Regions from separate parts of the Homo sapiens genome. Here region 2 is linked to region 1. Evidence: read pairs that join two places in POLR2A ChIA-PET (ENCODE). Cell type or tissue: Panc1. All regions are shown on one strand. Links, peaks and the distances in the headings refer to the core of each region. The heading gives the core; the rest is flanking DNA.

Evidence for each region. ChIA-PET counts read pairs that join two places held together with the same protein. Peaks named below come from ENCODE experiments on the same cell type or tissue, not always from the same donor. Only the 100,000 strongest peaks of a DNase experiment are listed, where the experiment ranks them.
Region 2: POLR2A ChIA-PET joins it to region 1 with 6 read pairs; 4 of 35 experiments call an interaction of 5 or more read pairs at or near these places.

What each region holds. Positions count from the first base shown.
Region 1 is chr1:236,615,394-236,624,262 of GRCh38, forward strand. No RefSeq gene overlaps it. Among named protein-coding and RNA genes, the nearest start is that of HEATR1, 15 kb to the left of the region's middle. RefSeq lists a silencer at 4,222-4,422. In Panc1, for the core only: no CTCF peak of the experiment used is centred there; no DNase peak of the experiment used is centred there; H3K27ac peaks cover 316 bases.
Region 2 is chr1:236,839,038-236,847,906 of GRCh38, forward strand. All of the region lies in intron 15 of MTR (5-methyltetrahydrofolate-homocysteine methyltransferase), which reads left to right. Among named protein-coding and RNA genes, the nearest start is that of MTR, 48 kb to the left of the region's middle. In Panc1, for the core only: no CTCF peak of the experiment used is centred there; no DNase peak of the experiment used is centred there.

The DNA of each region.
Region 1 (8,869 bases), core at 1,737-5,736:
AATCATTCCGGGCAGTGGGTTGGCATGTAAAAGGCACAGAGACATGAAGCAGAGCATTCGAGGAACTACCAGACTGATCGCACTAGTCCATGGGGTGTGCTAGAAGGAAAAACCAAGGAACCAGTTGGAGCAAGTGATGGAGTTTGGAAATGGAAGATGTTCTAAATTGCAGGTGGTTGATTCTGGCCAAGGAGCGGAGGTTACGTTGGAGCGGCGAAGGCTGATGACAGAGAGACCAGTAACGTGGTGATCGCAATAGTTCAGTACCGGTGTTATGTTAACATTTCAGTAAGTTTCCCTACAGATATCATTTTAAAACAATTTCTTCCATTTTATAGTATAATTGATTGAAATTAAAAGTGTTAAGGGTTTTAAAACTGTGCAAGAAATTTATGAAATAAAAAGAGCTATCAGAAAGGAAGGCACTACACAAAAACTAATGGCAACTAAGAAAGGCTTTGCAGAGCTTAGGGGTAGCTCACCAGTGTCTTAAATCTAAGCCAAACTGCCACTCAAAAGACACTGTAACACTAAATGGAAGAACTGCGTGCTCAAGCCAGAAGGGCACATCAATCAAACTAACTTTCCCCTGGTAGATTTTCCATTGCTCTGTCATAATCTTTTTTTGTCCCCCTTAGGGCTAACTGAAAGTTAGATTAGCATTAGTGCAATATCTATGTGTCCAAAATGTAGACAGAAAGAAGACATTAGCTGAGATGGTTTCATCAGCACAATTATTATCGTTCCTTATAGAGTCCCTGCCAAATGCTGGATTTTGCAAAGCGAGAACTTTTTAGATGAAATACCAAGCTTCTGTCCTTGCTTTATAATAAGCAGTGTTAAACAATTAAATATTTTTAGACTTTGGGTGTGTGTGTGTGTTTGTGTGTGTGTGTTATGTTTTCTCTATTTTAGCTAAACTTGCTGAAAATAGCAACATTTGTCTTCCTTCACTTCAGATAAGATTGACAGGTGGCACTGTCTACATCTCGTCTACCTGGATGCCTTCTACCCCACCTCCTCTGGAACTCGCAGTAGAAACTCTCAGGTCTGGGCATTGTAGCTTCACAGATGGGTCAGGAAGGGCCCAGAAGAGTCCACTGCAACACCAGCCATTTGTGTCTTCAGGTAAAGCAATTATGTTTTCCACAGTTCTGCAGCATTTTCGAAGTGTAAACGTCCTTAGAGACCATGCTATTCAGCTCTTCATTATATAGATGAAGAAAGTTTCAGTAAAATTCCATTTTCACTGATTAGATTGGCAAAGTATAAAAAAGATTTACAATATTCAGTGGTGGTGAAGGTGTAAAGGGGAGCATCTTCGTTCCTGTTGAGGAAAACATCAAGCTGTACATTTTTGGAGGGCAGTTTGGCACTACCTGTACAATAGTTCTTTTGAGACAGGGTCTCACTGTGTCATCCGGGCTGAGTGCAGTGGTTCAATCACGGCTCATTGCAGCTTTGACTTCCCAGGCTCAAGTGATCTTCCCACCTCAGCCTCCTGAGTAGTTGGGACTACAGGTGTGTATCACTATGCCCAGATAATTTTTGATTTTTTGTAGAGATGGGGTCTTGCTATGTTGCCCAGGCTGGTCTAAAACTCCTGGACTCAAGCAATTCCCCTGCCTCAGCCTCCCAAAGTGCTGAGATTACAGGTGTGAGCTACCGTGCCCTGCCACAAATTTAAAATACATATAGACTTTGACTCAGCAATTCTATTTTTAAAAATTTATTTATTTACTTTATTTGATGTTGAACAGGGTTTCGCTCTGTCACCCAGGCTGGAGTGCAGCGGCGTGATCATGGCTCACTGCATCCTTGATCTCCCAGGCTCAAGTGATCCTTTCAACAAGTGATTCTCCTACCTTAGCCTCCCAAGGAGCTGGGAGTACAGGTGTGTACCACAATACCCGGCTAATTTTTTAATATTTTGTAGAGATGGGGTTTTGCCATGTTGCCCAGGCTGGTCTTGAACTCATGAGTTCAAGCAATCTGCCCATCTCAACCTGCCAAAGTGCTGGGATTACAGGCATGAGCCAGCAATTCCATTTTCAGAAAGCTATCTTAAAGAATCCTAATACATATGCATGAGGATATATGTATAGTTGTGCTTATTGAAAAATTTTTAGATGGTAAAAATCTAGTGTCAATCTAAGTGTCCATCAGTGATGGGAATTGTTAAATAAATGAAAGTATCTCTGTGTCATGAAATATAAGACTGCAGCAGGAAAGAATGTCCATGATATACTGTTAAGTGGAAAAAGCAAGTTAGAGGACAATAGTCTGATTCCATTTTTATAAAAAATATTTAAATGCTTATAGAGAAATATACAAAGTGATATATACCAAATTTTTAACAGAGATTATATTATGAGGTAGACTCAGAGTGAGGCAAAGTACATTTTTACTCTATATATTTAAATATTGCTTAAAATTTTTGTAATAAGCATGTATTACTTTCGTCCTTTTTTTAAGGAAGAAAAATCTGAGACTCAGATAAATGAAATAACTTGTTCAAATCACTCGAATGTTTAGTGACAAAGATAAGACCAGCCCCCAGGTTTCGAATCCCAGTCCAGTGCTTTTTCTACCAAACCAAGATCTAAGAGACATTTACCTGAACCTCTGGCTTTCTGTAGATCTAGTCAGATTTTGTATTTCTTCATAAAGTAATTATAAAATAGATAATTTACTGCTTTTATCAAGACATATAAATTTCTGAACCTCTAAACCAACAGTGTATTCCTCTTTAGATTTTTTTCTCTGTATTCTTTGGTTATTCCCGAAGAAATATTCACTTATGGTTACTAGAATGACCAATTTTGACCACTTCCCTAACCACTAATCCACAAACACAGGATTGAAATCACACATTGGGGCCAGGCATGGTGGCTCATGCCTGTGATCCCAGCACTTTGGGAGGCTGAGGCGGGCAGATCACCTGAGGTCAGGAGTTCAAGAACAGCCTGGCCAACGTGGCAAAACCCCGTCTCTACTAAAAAATACAAAAATTAGCCACGTGTGGTGGCAGGCGCCTGTAATCCCAGCTACTCAGGAGGCTGAGGCAGGAGAATCATTTGAACCCAGGAGGTGGAGGTTTCAGTGAGCCGAGATCATTGCACTCCAGCCTGGCCGACAGAGCAAGACTCCATCTCAAAAACAAAAACAAAAGAAAAAAGAAAGAAATCACACATTGGATATTATTCTCTAGCGGAACAGAAGACCCAGACTTTTCCAACAGAGTACGGATGTCTATTTGCAAACTACAGAGGAATTTGCTGTCATGTTTCCTCATCTGTTCTTAGACTATCTTCTGCAGTCTTACTCAACCACAGTCGTTATTTTTAGCCGCATTTTGGTATTCATGATGGATAGCACCACTGCTCTCCATTAAATTAAATTCAATACATGAACTTTTGGTTTACCTTAAAATCTACAGCAATATTAGCTTTTCCCATATGTGTGTTTTTTAAGTTTAATTTTGCTGATTCAAAAATTCAAGTGTAGGGTTAGATTTTTCAAACCTTAGGAATGACCATAATTATGGGGTTGATTTTTTTTTCCCAGTTAATAAATGAGGGGAAACATCTGAAAGCAATTCAAAGGCAGACTTAAAAAATAATGTGTTTAAAAGACTATTTAATTATGTGGGAATATGTTACAACACCACGCTAAATAAAAAGAGATACAGGAAAATGTGTATCCAAAATTATCCTTCTTCAGCAAATATATATATATATATATTTTTATATAATCATACATGCATAGATTAAGGTCTTGAAAGAAATAGATGTGGATATTAACAAGAACTCTGGGTGAGGAGACTGATTTCTATTTTCTTCCCTGTTTTCTCAAATGTTGTCAAAAAATGTTTACTTTTGACATCAGAAAAAGAAAGTTAAAAGATGGTGTACAAACTAATATAATCTAAAATAATACTTCCCAAATGTATTTTTCTGGGAATAGCAGTCAGTGATAGATACTCCTAAAAGAGAATGGAACAACCTCATCTTAATTTGCGTATACAGTTGCTGGTGGAGAAGGGAGCTGAAGTTTGACTTTGTAAAAGAAAAAATGGACTGCAGTAATCAAGAGAGAAATGAAGGAGACCAAGGGCAAGCGGAGAGAGGAAGGAGGTGCAGAGGCTGACTACTGATTTGCTTGGGTGGAGCTCAGATTTCAGACATGGAATGTACCAAGCCAGGGTGACTTCCAAGAGAGGACTTGGTAGAAAGTGGAGAAAGGGACGTGTGTTATCGAACGAAAGGGAAATTAAAACACTCCTCTGGGCACAGGAAAGGAACAGCATAGCTGGACTGCCTCTACTCACCCCTAACTTTCAGCCAGGGCTTGGCACAGTTTTCAGCACGTGTCAGCCTCTCCATTTTTCAGGAAGGTAAATGCAGGAAGATGTGGCATCTGAGAGACTGAGGCTGAGGCCACAATTATAGGGGAAACTGAACAAGCTGACATATACCAGTGAAGTCTTGCTGGCATCATGACCTTGGTGGAGAGCTTTGTTACTCAGATGAGGCCAGAAGATTCTGTAATTGAAAGTACTCTCTTGGGTCTTGACATATTTCTTGTGCAAATAGTAGGTTAAAAAAGGGATACTGATCTAATCATCATAAAATATTAGAATCACATGAGTTAAAAAACCTGCAGGAAGTAAAGAAACAGGGCCAGGCACATTGGTTTATGCCTGTAATCCCAGAACTTTGGGAGGCCGAAGAGGGTGGATTGCTTGAGCCCAGGAGTTCGAGACCAGCCCGGACAACATGGCAAAACCCTGTTTCTATAAAAAATAACAAAATTCACTGGGTGTGGTGGCGTACACCTGTAGTCCCATCTACTCAGGAGGCTGAGATGGGAGGATCACTTGAGCCTAGCAGGTTGAGGCTGCAGTGAGCTGTAACCATGCCACCGCGCTCTAGCCCGGGCAACAGAGTGAGACCCTGTCTCAAAAAAAAAAAATTAGATTCATAGAAAAAAGAAAACCCTACAATGCTCTAATTTAGTTATTTGTAATTTTATTTTCTTAGGGATCAAGATACTGGTGAGTAGGAAGTAGAAGAGTCCTGGCTAAATTTACAGAGGGAGATCAATCAGAAATGTTGATATATATTATTTGATGGGTCACTGACTTTACAAATCATCCTGTAAAATTTCTTTAGCCTCTTTCTGTACTTCAATATTCCCCTCTGTAAAAGAAAATTCAAATTATACTTGCCCCCATTATCCTTAAAAATAATGTAAGCATTAAGGTGCAATGCTGAAATAATAACATAAACATACCATGACATGTTCCTGCTTAGTATTCTTCGGAAAAAAATCTCTTACTCACTCACCTGTGGTGAGTAACAGTTTATTTTGGGTGAAGTAAAAAGCAGCAAAGATTTACTTATAGTAATTCCCCAGTACTACAAGGGTCACTTAATTGGCTCCTTATTTTTCCTCCTCCTCCAATCTATAAAACTCAAAATAAATTAAATGCTCATTACCAACTCCTATAGTGGTGAAATAAAGCAAGAAGTGTAATGATAACTCCATTAGTTTTCATCCTTACTAGTACCCATTTCAAAAGTCATATTGGGAAAGACAGTTGAAACGATAGACTAAAACAAGAAATATTAAATTACCTGTAAATTTCACCATACTTAACCAACAACCCTACCATTGGCGATCTTTACCTCCTGGTCCCTTGTGGTATAATAGTTAACTGCATTATGAGGGTAGGGGGGTGGATTTGGTCTCTAAGGAGAAGTAGAGGCCAGGTTTGGGGGACTTCTTTGTTGCTGTTTATAATAATGCAAATGAAGTAGTACCATCTGCATATTCCCAGAGAATATCTATATTAGTTTTAAAACTTCTGAAATGCATGTGTTTATTCAAAAACATTTATTAAGAGCTTAATATGTCCAGAGGAGTTATGCTAGGGGCTAGAAACACAAAGATAAATAACATAGTCTGCAATCTCAAGTAGCTCCCACTGTAAAATAAAAAAAAGCAAAAACTTCTAAAGCTTTTTCCTTTAATACTAAAATGATAGATTTCATTATATTTTTCGATAACGCTAAGTTAAAGAAGGTGATATAAAATCATCCATTATCTTTACCACCTAGAAATAACCACTTTTAATACTTTTTAACATTATATATGCATATATTTAAAAGGAATGATATTTGAAATATCTACTGTTTTGTAAACTGCTTTTTTTGCCCCAGGAACATTTTTCCATGCTAAAATTTCTGTGAATACCTACAAAATTGGTACTATAATTTATAGGTATCATAATTTATTTAAATATGTTTATTTCTAAACAGGCTGTGGAAAATGACCAAACACACACACATACACACACACACACACACACACACGCGCGTGAGGATTGTGGGATTGCGGCATCCAAGTAAGACTCACTTTTAATTTCATTTTCTGTGCTTCACCTGATCTAGGCAGCCACAGGTAAAGCCTTTGCTCTCTCTAAGTTTTGGTTGTCTCTGTGTGCCAGGAAGGAGCATGGAGGCCAATAACATCATGGTACTCTTTTTTGAGACCATAAGGCAGAGGAACCTGGGTGGAACATGCATTGCTAAAATGTACACATCCTCCTATGTAAGTTGACTTTGAATGCATGAGTGGGTCTAGTTTCCCTGACCTCAAGATGCTAAGAAGAAACTGTGACAGATGGACTGTAAGGCAGACCCCATAACCTCTGTGCTGATTTCCATGCCTTTATCGAATCCCCTCCTCTTGAGTGTATGTGGGACCTGTGATTTGCTTCTAACCAATAGATTATGGCAAAGGTGACAGGATGTATGGGATTATATATATGGGATTATATTACATAAGCATGTAATATCCATCTTGCACAGAGTCTTTCTCCCTTGCTGGCTTCAAGAAAACAAGCTACTGTTTGGAAGCATTCTTCAGCCTCCAGCTAGAAAGATACTGTGACCCTCAGTCCAACAGCCCACAGAGAACTGAATGCTGTCAACAACCACAAGAGCTTGGAAGCAGATCCTCTCTCAGTTGAACCTGTAGTTCTAGCTGATGCCTATTGTAGCTTTATGAGACCCTGAAGCTGACGACCCAGCTAAGCCGTGCCTGGACCCACAGAAACTATTAAACAATAAATACATGTTGTGTTAAGCCATGAAACTTGTAGTAATATTGTTACACAGCAGTGGACAACTAGAACAGATTTCAGTACCAGAAGTGGGGTGCTTCCATAACGAAAAACTAACAATGGAAAGTGACCCTTGCACTTATTTGCTTTGCAAACAAGCAGGGGATGGAGGCTGGAAGTATTTTGAGGAGAATGCTAAGGAAAGCCTGCCTTGTAAGTAGAAATCTAGACACAAAGGATGCTGCTAGTAAGGGCTCAAAAGGAAGTAAGGAGGTGATGAGTATAGTATTGGAAACTGGAGGAAGGGGGAATCTATGTCACAAAGTGGCAGAAAATTGTTGCCAGTAATTATGTGAAAAGCAGAGCATGCAATTGATGAACTTGGTTATTTAGCTGATGAGATTTCCAAGCAAAATGTTGAAGGTGTCTCCTGCCTTATTCTTGCTGCTTATAGCAAAATGTGAGAGGAGAGAGACAAACTGAGGGAAGAATGATTAAACAGAATGGAACCAGGACTTCATGATTTTGGTAAACAGAATGGAACCAGGACTTCATGATTTTGGAGACTCTCAGCGTTTCCAGATGGCAAAGATGTTAAGATAAAGAAATGGCTTCTGAGAACAGTTAGGACTGTAAGGTATGAAGATAAAGCTGAGGATGCTACTGTATCATCTTTTGTTAAGACCTCAGAAAGATCAGAGGATCAGAGAAGCATTCAGTCACACAAAGGACTTTCAAGAAATTAAGCATGTGCCTCATGGAACCTTTCCATCAAAACTGAGAGCCTCCAGGCAGCTTAAGAGTGTTGTCTTTCAGCCCTCTCATCAGGGACCTACAATTGAGGTCTCGACAAGGTCTGTGGATGTGATCTTTGCCTGATAGAGTGAAAACCAGGAAAATTCACAGGAAACCCACTAAGTATTTGAGGAAAGAGTATTTCAGCAAGACACTGCCAGCTTTGAAGGGACAAAGAGTACGAAATGAGAGGAGGATGTCAGTCCTTCCAAATCCTACTGGCAGGAAGCAGACCAATAAAACTATTCAGTTGCAAACACACGTTACCTTTCATGAAAAAAGGATGACTCAGAGGGTAGAACCAAGAATCCGATGGGTGGAGCCAAGTGCTACAAAGAATTATTCTCAAGCCTTGAAATCTAAAAAAGAAACTCCCAATATTTGCTTGATTGGATTTCAGAATTTCTACTCACAAGTCACTTATTTATATCTTTTATTTTGGCTCCTTTTGAATGGGAATGTTTATAGCTGTTATAATAGATCTATACCACCATTCTATGTTGGGTGTGGGGAGTGGGGACCAGATAACTTGCCTCTCATGGGAAACAGAACTTAATCTAATCTTCTGAGGAATGTTGATGGATATGACTAACCATATGTACTGTTAAGTAGACACAGTGCTCAAGATAACCCTAAGCAGTACTGATAGAGAATTATGAAAACAGGACATCAAGCCAGGCAATGGTGACTCATACCTGTAAACCCGGCATTTTGAAAGGCTGAAGTGGGCAGATCACTTGAACCCAGGAGTTGAGACCAGCCTGGGCAACATAGCAAAACCCCATCTCTACCAAAATAAAAACTAAAAAACAAAAATTAGCTGGGCTTGGTGATGTGTGCCTGTAGTCCCAGCTTACTAGGGAGGCTGAGGTGGGAGGATTGCTTGAACCCAGGAGGTTGAGGCTGCAGTGAGCCATGATCATGCCACTGCACTCCAGCCTGGGT
Region 2 (8,869 bases), core at 1,797-5,796, 220 kb after region 1:
TTATAACCTTACGGAACCATTGTTGTTTATATGATCCATCATTGACTTAAGTGTCCTTATGTGGTCAATGACTGTATATGAAAATCTGATATATAGTAAAGTCTTTGCATTCATGGAGAAAGGTTGAAGTATTCAATAAATGCTGTTGGGATGACTGGCTGTGCATTTGGAAGAAAATAAACTTAGATTCCCATTTCCAACCATATACTAAAATAAAGTTAGCTATTTGCAACATGAATAATAGCAGTGGGTGAATATTCCTAATACGCAAAGAGTTTATATAAGTCAGAAAGCAAAACACCCCAGTCAACCCAGTAGGAAAATGGACAAAGGAAATAACAATTTATATAAAAAGAACAAATAGCCAATAAACTTATGAGAAGATACTAAGTTTTGTAAACATTAAAGAAATAAAAAGTAAAGAAATAATGAGATTAGTTTCCTTTATCAAATAGAAGAAAAAATTAGAAGATTGATAAATGGCAGTCTTCATAATAGCTCTGCCATAGAATCAGGGTGGGGCACATGGGAAGCTTCAAATATAATGATCGTTCATCTCTGTGATACACTGATTATTGTCATGTTTTATACTTCACATAACTTTGTATGAATATTTTGGTACCTATTTAAAACCACTAAAAAATCTATTTCTTATGATTAAGCCCTTCCTGGGAATCTAGTAATAAGGTTGAGTGTATAAGGATATGTGTTCACATTTATTGTAGCATTGTGGTAGCAAAAAGCTGAGAACACTAAATGTCCATTACTAGGGCAATGCTTAAACTTGGTCCTTACTACATAGAATACTGTGCAGCAGTTAAAAAGAATCAGGAGATGGAACCATGTCTTCAGTATATTGAAAAATGAAAAAAATGAGTGACATGATCCCAACTTAATATAAAAGTACTTACATTTACATATGTTTGTCTGCATAAGCAGAGAAAAGAATTTGATGGTTGTCAACTGGGTGGGGTAGGGATGATCTGAGATGGGGGTGGTCTCAAATGGGGACATACTGACAATGAACAAGTAGTAGGATTGTATGTACTTTTTCTTTCTGTCTTTGTTTTGTATTTTTGGAATGAAATTGTTTTTAAATGCATTTTTTGTATGAAAGATACATTTTCTTCATTGTGAAAAAATTCAAATCATCCAGAAGACTGCAAAAGAGAGATAGTTTTGATCATTAACATATATTGAACCTTAATTCACACCAAGCAAGTACACAACACACATTAAATCAGTTCTTCTTCCAAGCATATAAACTGTGGGTATGTATTCTTGTTATTTTTGAATGTCTTGTGAGGAAACTAAAGCACAGAGATGTCCCAGGACTTGGCGGTTGTCACACAGCTAACAGTTTGCAGTGCTGGGATTCAGGCCTAGGAGATCTGGTTTCATTCATCAGGGCCTGTGCTAAATGGTCGAGTGAAGAGGCTGTCAGGGAAGAGTTGGCCTGTTCAGAACAGGTGGTCTTATAAGACCCCTCTGAGGAGGCAACATTTGAAAACCAGAATAAAATGAGAGAGGAAGCCACATGGCCACGTGGAGAAAGAGCAAACGAGGTTTCAGCAAATGAAAAGTTTTGTATAAACGAGATTATACCTGGTATTCTGTAACTCTTTTCCCCTGCTCAACATAATGTTGGCATTTTCCCATATTAGTGGATTAAAACTCCATGTTTTCTGGTTGCATTGCATTCCAGTATGTTTTACTTACTATTATTGAATGAAATTGTGTTTCTAATTTTTTAGTAGCATGAACAGTTCAGTGGCCAATGAATATCCTAATTCATGCAGCGATTTCCCCTTCTAGAATGATTTTTTTAGAGTCAGTTCATTGGAGTGGGATTGCTATGTCAAAGAGTGTACACATTTACTATTTTGAGGCACGTTGTTAAAATTGTCCATCTGAAAAGTTGTTATCATCCACTACAAGTTTAGTGTGGTGTGGGACCTTTTGATAATTGTATTTTCTGCAAATAGTTAGACAAATAGTTCCGTAAACAAAAAGAAAAAAGCCTTCAGCCTTCTAGATCCTGAGGCACCCACGTTCAGCTTTTTAAGCTGATTCTTGTAGCATCTACCTCTTTATCTTCAAATTCCAGTTTTAGTTTTTATTTATTGACTTCCTACAGTGATTAAAGATTTTTTAGCTTTTCACCATCCACTGCCCTGACTCTGTACAGCTTTACTTTTATCCTTCCCAATATAGTTCATTTTAGCTATAATCGTTTTCAGTGCTTACATTATTAAACAGTGTAAAAGCTGAGCCATGCAGTAGTATACTGTGATTGCTTATCCTTTCTCACTCTTTATTTGTTTTCTATGAAGGTAATATTTATCTTTTTGTTTGCATTGTTTTCTATGTATTTCGCCTTCAGATTGTCCCCTAGTTGTATAAATCTCAAGTATCCAATGTAGCCAGACACATTAAGAGGACTGTCATACTACTTTTTTGAAGAATTCTCCCTCCAAGTCTTCTGACATGAGCTGGAAGTAGGCCAGCTGCACAGCTGTGACTGCTAGCTGTCCCTTACCTTCCTCCTGGGGTTCCATTGCCTTTCTCTTAGGTTTTTAGAACTCATAATTTCCAAATTCTTGGTTAATCTTTTTTTTTTTTTTAGTCATTTGGTAGAGTGCATTCTCTGATAGCTTCTTGTGAAAGAAAACATGGCAGTAAATATTTTTGAAACCTTACGTGTCAGAAAATGGCCGTATTCTACTTTTACACTTAATTGGCAGTTGCATGGGCATAGGAGTACAAACTTGAAGTTGTTCTGTGTTTTGAAAGTACTGCTCCATTGTCTTCTCATTCCCACTGGTATTAGTAAGAAGTCCAGTGCTATTCTAACTCTTTTTTTTTTTTTTTTTGAGACGGAGTCTCGCTGTCGCCCAGGCTGGAGTGCGGTGGCGCGATCTTGGCTCACTGCAGGCTCCGCCCCCCGGGGTTCACGCCATTCTCCTGCCTCAGCCTCCCGAGTAGCTGGGACTACAGGCACCCGCCACCTTACTCGGCTAATTTTTTGTATTTTTAGTAGAGACGGGGTTTCACCGTGTCAGCCAGGATGGTCTCGATCTCCTGACCTCGTGATCCGCCCGCCTCGGCTTCCCAAAGTGCTGGGATTACAGGCGTGAGCCACCGCGCCCGGCTGTGCTATTCTAACTCTTGATTATTTTTGTGAAACTTGTTTTTCTATTCTCTGGAGGCTTTGGGAATCTTTTGTGTTCACCGTGTTCTGAACTCCCGCGATGATGAGCCATCCATTATGCTGGCACTCAGTAGGCCTTTCATTTGTGAAACTCACAGCTGCAGTGGTAGGAAGTGTCCTTGAGTTGTTTTCTTTTCTTTTTTGGTACATATATTATTGAGATATTGAATGTTTTGGACAGGTTGCCTAATTTTCTTATATTTCTTTCCTGTTTTCCAACTCTGGTGTTTTGCTCTGCATCGGGTGAGATTTTCATATCTACATTTATCCTCCAAACCGTCTATTGAGTTTTATTTCTTCTTTTTCCTGAAGGTCTTTTTTTGTTATCTGAATGCTCCTTTTAAAAATATATATAGCAACTGTTACTTTTTAATGAAGCAAATATCTTCAAATATATCCTGAGCACTTAGTATGTGCCAGGCCCTATCCCTATTCTAATCTCTGAGGAGACAACGGAGAATAAAACCTAGTCCCTGTCCTTGCACGATTTATATTCTTAGGGACAAAGGGAATAACAAATTTAAAAAAAAAAGATGTATATATATATATATAATTGGCCAGGTGCAGTGGCTCACACCTGTAATCCCAACACTTTGGGAGGCTGAGGCAGGCAGATCACCTGAGTTCAGGAGTTCGAGAGTAGCCTGGCCAACATGGTGAAACCCCGTCTCTACTAAAAATACAAAAATTAGCCAGATGTGGTAATGTATGCCTGTAATCCTAGCTACTGGGGAGGCTGAGGCATGAGAATTGCTTGAACCCAGGAGACTGAGGTTGCAGTGAGGTGAGATTGCACCACTGCACTCCAGCCTGAGTGACAGAGTGAGACTCTGTCTCCAAAAAAAAAAAAAAAAAAGTGTGTGTGTATATACACACGTTGAATGGTGTTGAATACGGTAAAGGGAAAAGAGGATTTGATCCCCCCTCAGCATGGAGGTGGGGGAATGTTATTTTATGTAGGATAGTTTGGGAAGGCCTCATGGATGATGTGACATTTTAGCAGAAGCCTAGGTGAGCCATGTGAAAATGTAGGGGAAGAGTGTTCTTTGCAGAGGGAATCTTGAGGTAGATAGATGCTTGTCCTGTTTGAAAACCAACAGGGAAGCCAGAGTAGCTGGAGCAGAGGGGAGAGGAGGAGATTGGGAAGATACAAGGTTGGAAAGGTGGCAGATCAAATCACATAGGGCCTTGGAGGCCATTCCTAACACTTTTGGTTAACATTGTTACTCAGAGTGAGTGGGGACACCACTGAAAACTTTTGAACAGAGGAGCGAATATGATCTGACTTATGTTTAAACCTCTCTGGTTCTTTGTGGAGAATGGTCTGTTAGGGCCAAAGCAGAAATGTTAGAGTTTATTGCTGTAATTCAGATGAGATATGGTGATGGTTAGGGCCATGGTGAAAGCAAAAGAGGATGTTAAAAGTCATCTGTTTCTACATATATTTTTAACATAGAGCCAATAGGATTTGTATTCACATTGGGTATAGGTTGTGAAAGAAAGAGGAGTCAGGGATAACTTTAGAATCTGTTGGCTTGGGCAATTGAAAGGAAGGAGCTACTGAGGTAAGAAAGACTGAGAAGCAGGTTTGGGATGGGGTAAGGAGAAGTTTGGGTTTGGACTTAGTATGTGGTGGGTATGTCGAGTGTGCAGTTGTGCAAATGAGTGGATTTCATGGGCAAAGTCTGGCTTGAAGATAGGATTCCTTTTTTTGGGAATTATTTGTACATGCTATTTAAAATAGTGAGACTGGCTGAGCTCACCAAAGGAATGACTGTAGAGAAGTCCTAGGACTAAGTGAGTCTTAGAGCCACAGTGCTTAGGGCACTGGGGAGAAGAGGAAACACCATCAGAAGGATATGAGAAGGAGCAGCCTGTATGGTAGGAGGGGAGTCAGAAGAGAGAGTTCCCTTGGAAGCCAAGTGAAGAACAATCATCAAAGAAAAGGGCATGTTCAGCTGTTTAAAGAGTTGTAGATAGATCAAGTGGGATGAGACCAAGAGTTTACCGTTGGATTTAGAAATGGGGTCATTTGTGATCTTGCTGTACTGTTTCCAAGGAGATGAAAACTTTATTGGAGTGGGTTCAAGAGAGAATAGGAGAAGAATAGAAGCAGCAGTATAGGCAACTTTTTACAGTTCTGCCATAAGGGGAGCAAAAAAATAGGGTGGAAACCAGGGGGGAAATACGAGGTTCAGAAAGGGCGTGTGTGTGTGTGTGTGTGTGTGTGTGTGTGTGTGTGTGTGTGTGTGTGTAGATGCTGTGACAACATGTTTTTGTAAGCTAATGAGAATGATCTGGGAGAGAGAGGGAGGAACTGATGCAGGAGATAAAGGATACATTTGCCAGAGCCATGACCTTGTGAGTTGAGAGAGATGGCAGTCACTGTGTGAGTGGAGGGGTGGCTTTAGATCAGTAGCTGGACAGTTTGCTCAAAGTACAAAAGAGAAGGCAGAGTAAAGAGTGCAGATCTGCAGGCATGCTGGTTGATGTGCTGGCGGGAGTCTATAATTGCTTCTGTTTTCTCAGTGAAGTTGGAAGCAAGGTCAACTCAGAGTGAGAATGGAATGTTGTGCCTTAGGGATCTGTGGTGCTTAACTAGGAGTGCAAAGCAGACTCACTCTGACAGGGAAGGCAGTCACTGCTGGAGCTTTTGAAAAATCGTACACACTCCTGGACTTCAGCCCTTGAGTTTTGACTCATTTGGTCTGGGATGAGGCCTGGCTTTAGACATTTTAAAGCCTTGGAGGTGATTCTCATGTATCTTTTGGTTGAAAACCACCAGCAGAGGTTATTTCGTTTAGTCTTCAGAGTGACCACCGAGGTGGCGGCCATTGCATTTTACAGTGGACCAGTGTCATATCTAGGACATGGTGGAACCAAGTTTTTACCTTTGGTCTTCCTCATTTGAAGACTGGTGTATGTTTCCACATCCTGTGTTTACTCTGTGCTTTGTTTATTGGCACTGCTTAGTGCTTGGTCTTGTCTAAGGATAGGTTTTCCCAATTTAGACTTAACTGTGACCACAAATTAAAAGCAAATGTAGGAAAAAAAATTAACTTGCTAGTTATGAAAGATATACAAATTAGAGCAGCATTAAGGTAATGTTTTATCCCTACTAAATTAGTAAAGTAAAAAATGGTCAAGGTCTGTGTAGATACAGCAGTGATAAAACTGAAGGCTCATTTGTTGCAGAGTGTAGTATAAACTGGTACAGTCCTATTGAAAGAGAATATAATGCCTGTCAAGAGACAAAAAATTGTTTATACCCCTTGAGTTCATAATCTTATTTCTGGGAAATTATTCCAACAAAAGAATTCAACAGCATAAGGATACTGTATATGCCGAGATTTTACACCAACATTATTGAAAATGTAACAGCCCAAGTGCCCAACTGAAGAGAAATAGATAGGTAACATAATTTTACTGGACTATTCTCCAGAGTATTTAAATATTATGCAGATTATGGAGCAGCATGTATGCTCACTGTCAAATTGTCATAAATATTGAAAATTATAAAAAGCAAAGCAAAAATCCTGTATACTTTCAAAGTTAAGAAGCCAGCAATACAGGTATTTTTATATAAAGGCATGTTTTCTGTTGATTGAGTTCTCATAATGCTATTGGATGTAGCAATCAGTTAAGAACCGGGATTTGCTTTGCTTGGATTGACACCACTGATTATAGGGGAAAAAAACAACTCCCTCAAATGGGAAACTACTGTTGCGACTAAGCAAGGCACACCAGCTTTGTTTCAATATCTGGCTGCTGTGTTTGAGTGTTTGGTTAATGTCTGTGATCCATGTTGCAAACACAACTGCAAGGTCAAGACCAGATATGACAGGAGGCTGGGCCTGAGACTTCTGGATTGAAAGGCAACAAGAAAACATTTCTATGTTTTTTGTTGTTGCTAATAGTTTTGACCAACTGTTATTCTTAACTCTACATAACAAGATACAGGACACCTTTATTATTGAAATTTCTATGGGACAAGTATACTGACTCTAGATTTAGTTCTCTTTTTCTAAATGAAATGATTTTTAATTTTTTTCATATAATCCTTAGGTTCACAAAAATGACTTTGTATGACAATTTTTGATAACGTGAAGTGTCTTAGAAATATAATTATCACATAATAGCAGAATAGTCTATATTAGTTTTTGTTTGCACATGTGTAAACTATATAAAAGAATAATCAATATATGCAACACATTTTCCTGTTTTTTTCATTTTCTTGTTTTAAAATGATTTGAAAATAAATTTCTAATTATGGAGAACCATTGGATCTTGATTAATATCTAATTAATCCTAACCTGGAAAATAACAAGGAATTGGTATCTTGCCAGTGTTTAGATTTGTCATTGAGGAACATGGCGTGTCTTTCAATTACTCATTCAATGGAGTTTTGTAATTATCCCTAAATAGGCAATCTCTAGATCATTCCTGTGTGTTTTGTTTGTTGTTTTTATTGTAATTGGCTTATTTTTTCTTTGGTAAATTTTTTCCCTTTGGTATTGATTTTTAGATTTTTTCCCTTGGAAACTTCCTTTTCTTCAGTGTTTCCCTTCCTACTTGTCAGTGTCTCTCTTGAAAGGCACAAACATCCGTTTCCATCACTTCTGTTTTTTTTGTTTTTGTTTTTGTTTTTGTTTTTTTGAGATCAAGTCTCACTCTGTCGTGCAGGCTGAAGTGCGGTGGCGTGATCTCAGCTCACTGCAACCTCCGCTTCCCGGGTTCAAGCAATTCTCCTGACTCAGCCTCCCAAGTAGCTGGGACTACAGGCCTTTGCCACCACAACTGGCTAATTTTTGTATTTTTAGTAGAGATGGGTTTTCACCATGTTGGCCAGGCTGTTCTCGAACTCCTGACCTCAGGTGATCCACCTGCCTCAGCCTCCCAAAGTGCTGGGATTACAGATGTGAGCCATTGTACTGGGCCGGGCCACTTCTTTTTTTAATTACAGCCCCAGGATGGGCCTCTGCTTCCTCCAGGGTTCTCTCGCCCATCTTCAACTACTTCAGTTCGATTTTAAAACTTTAACTCACCTCTGAAGTTAGCCCTGTTCGATCTCTGCTCCTTGTCAGACTACATTAAAGAATCTAGATGTCTTCTACACATTGTCCTTCTCTTCCTCACAGTGTCTGCCTTGATGACCAAATCAAAAATTGTTTTATTGCATTACTGCCTGAGTGTGTGATATTTTAGCAGAATCTGAGCCATGAGCTTCTTAAGTAAAGCCTTCTACTCACTGGTCACAGTCTAGCTTCTCTATGGCTTAAGAGTAAACCTGTTTGATAAAGCTATAAATGGCATTTATTCCTTCCTTCTTGCTGCTTAGAATCTCACTGAGTTTTTCTTCTACTCCAACTGAAGAAGGTGCCACATCTCACCTGTTGGTGGTTCTCACCTGGCTTTATATTAGCATCACTAAGGGGCTTTTACAAAACACTTGCTGAGACCCCATCTCCAGATTCTGATTTAACTGGTTCAGGGTGAGGTGTTACTATTATAAAAAACAAGCAAACAGAAATCCCTCCAGGGTATTGTAATGTGCAACCAGAGTTGAAAGCCCTTCCTGATGGAGTAAAGCTGCCATTCCGTTGTTTTACTGAACTTCTATTCTGGATCTCTGAAATCCACCAGCACGATTGAGGCTTT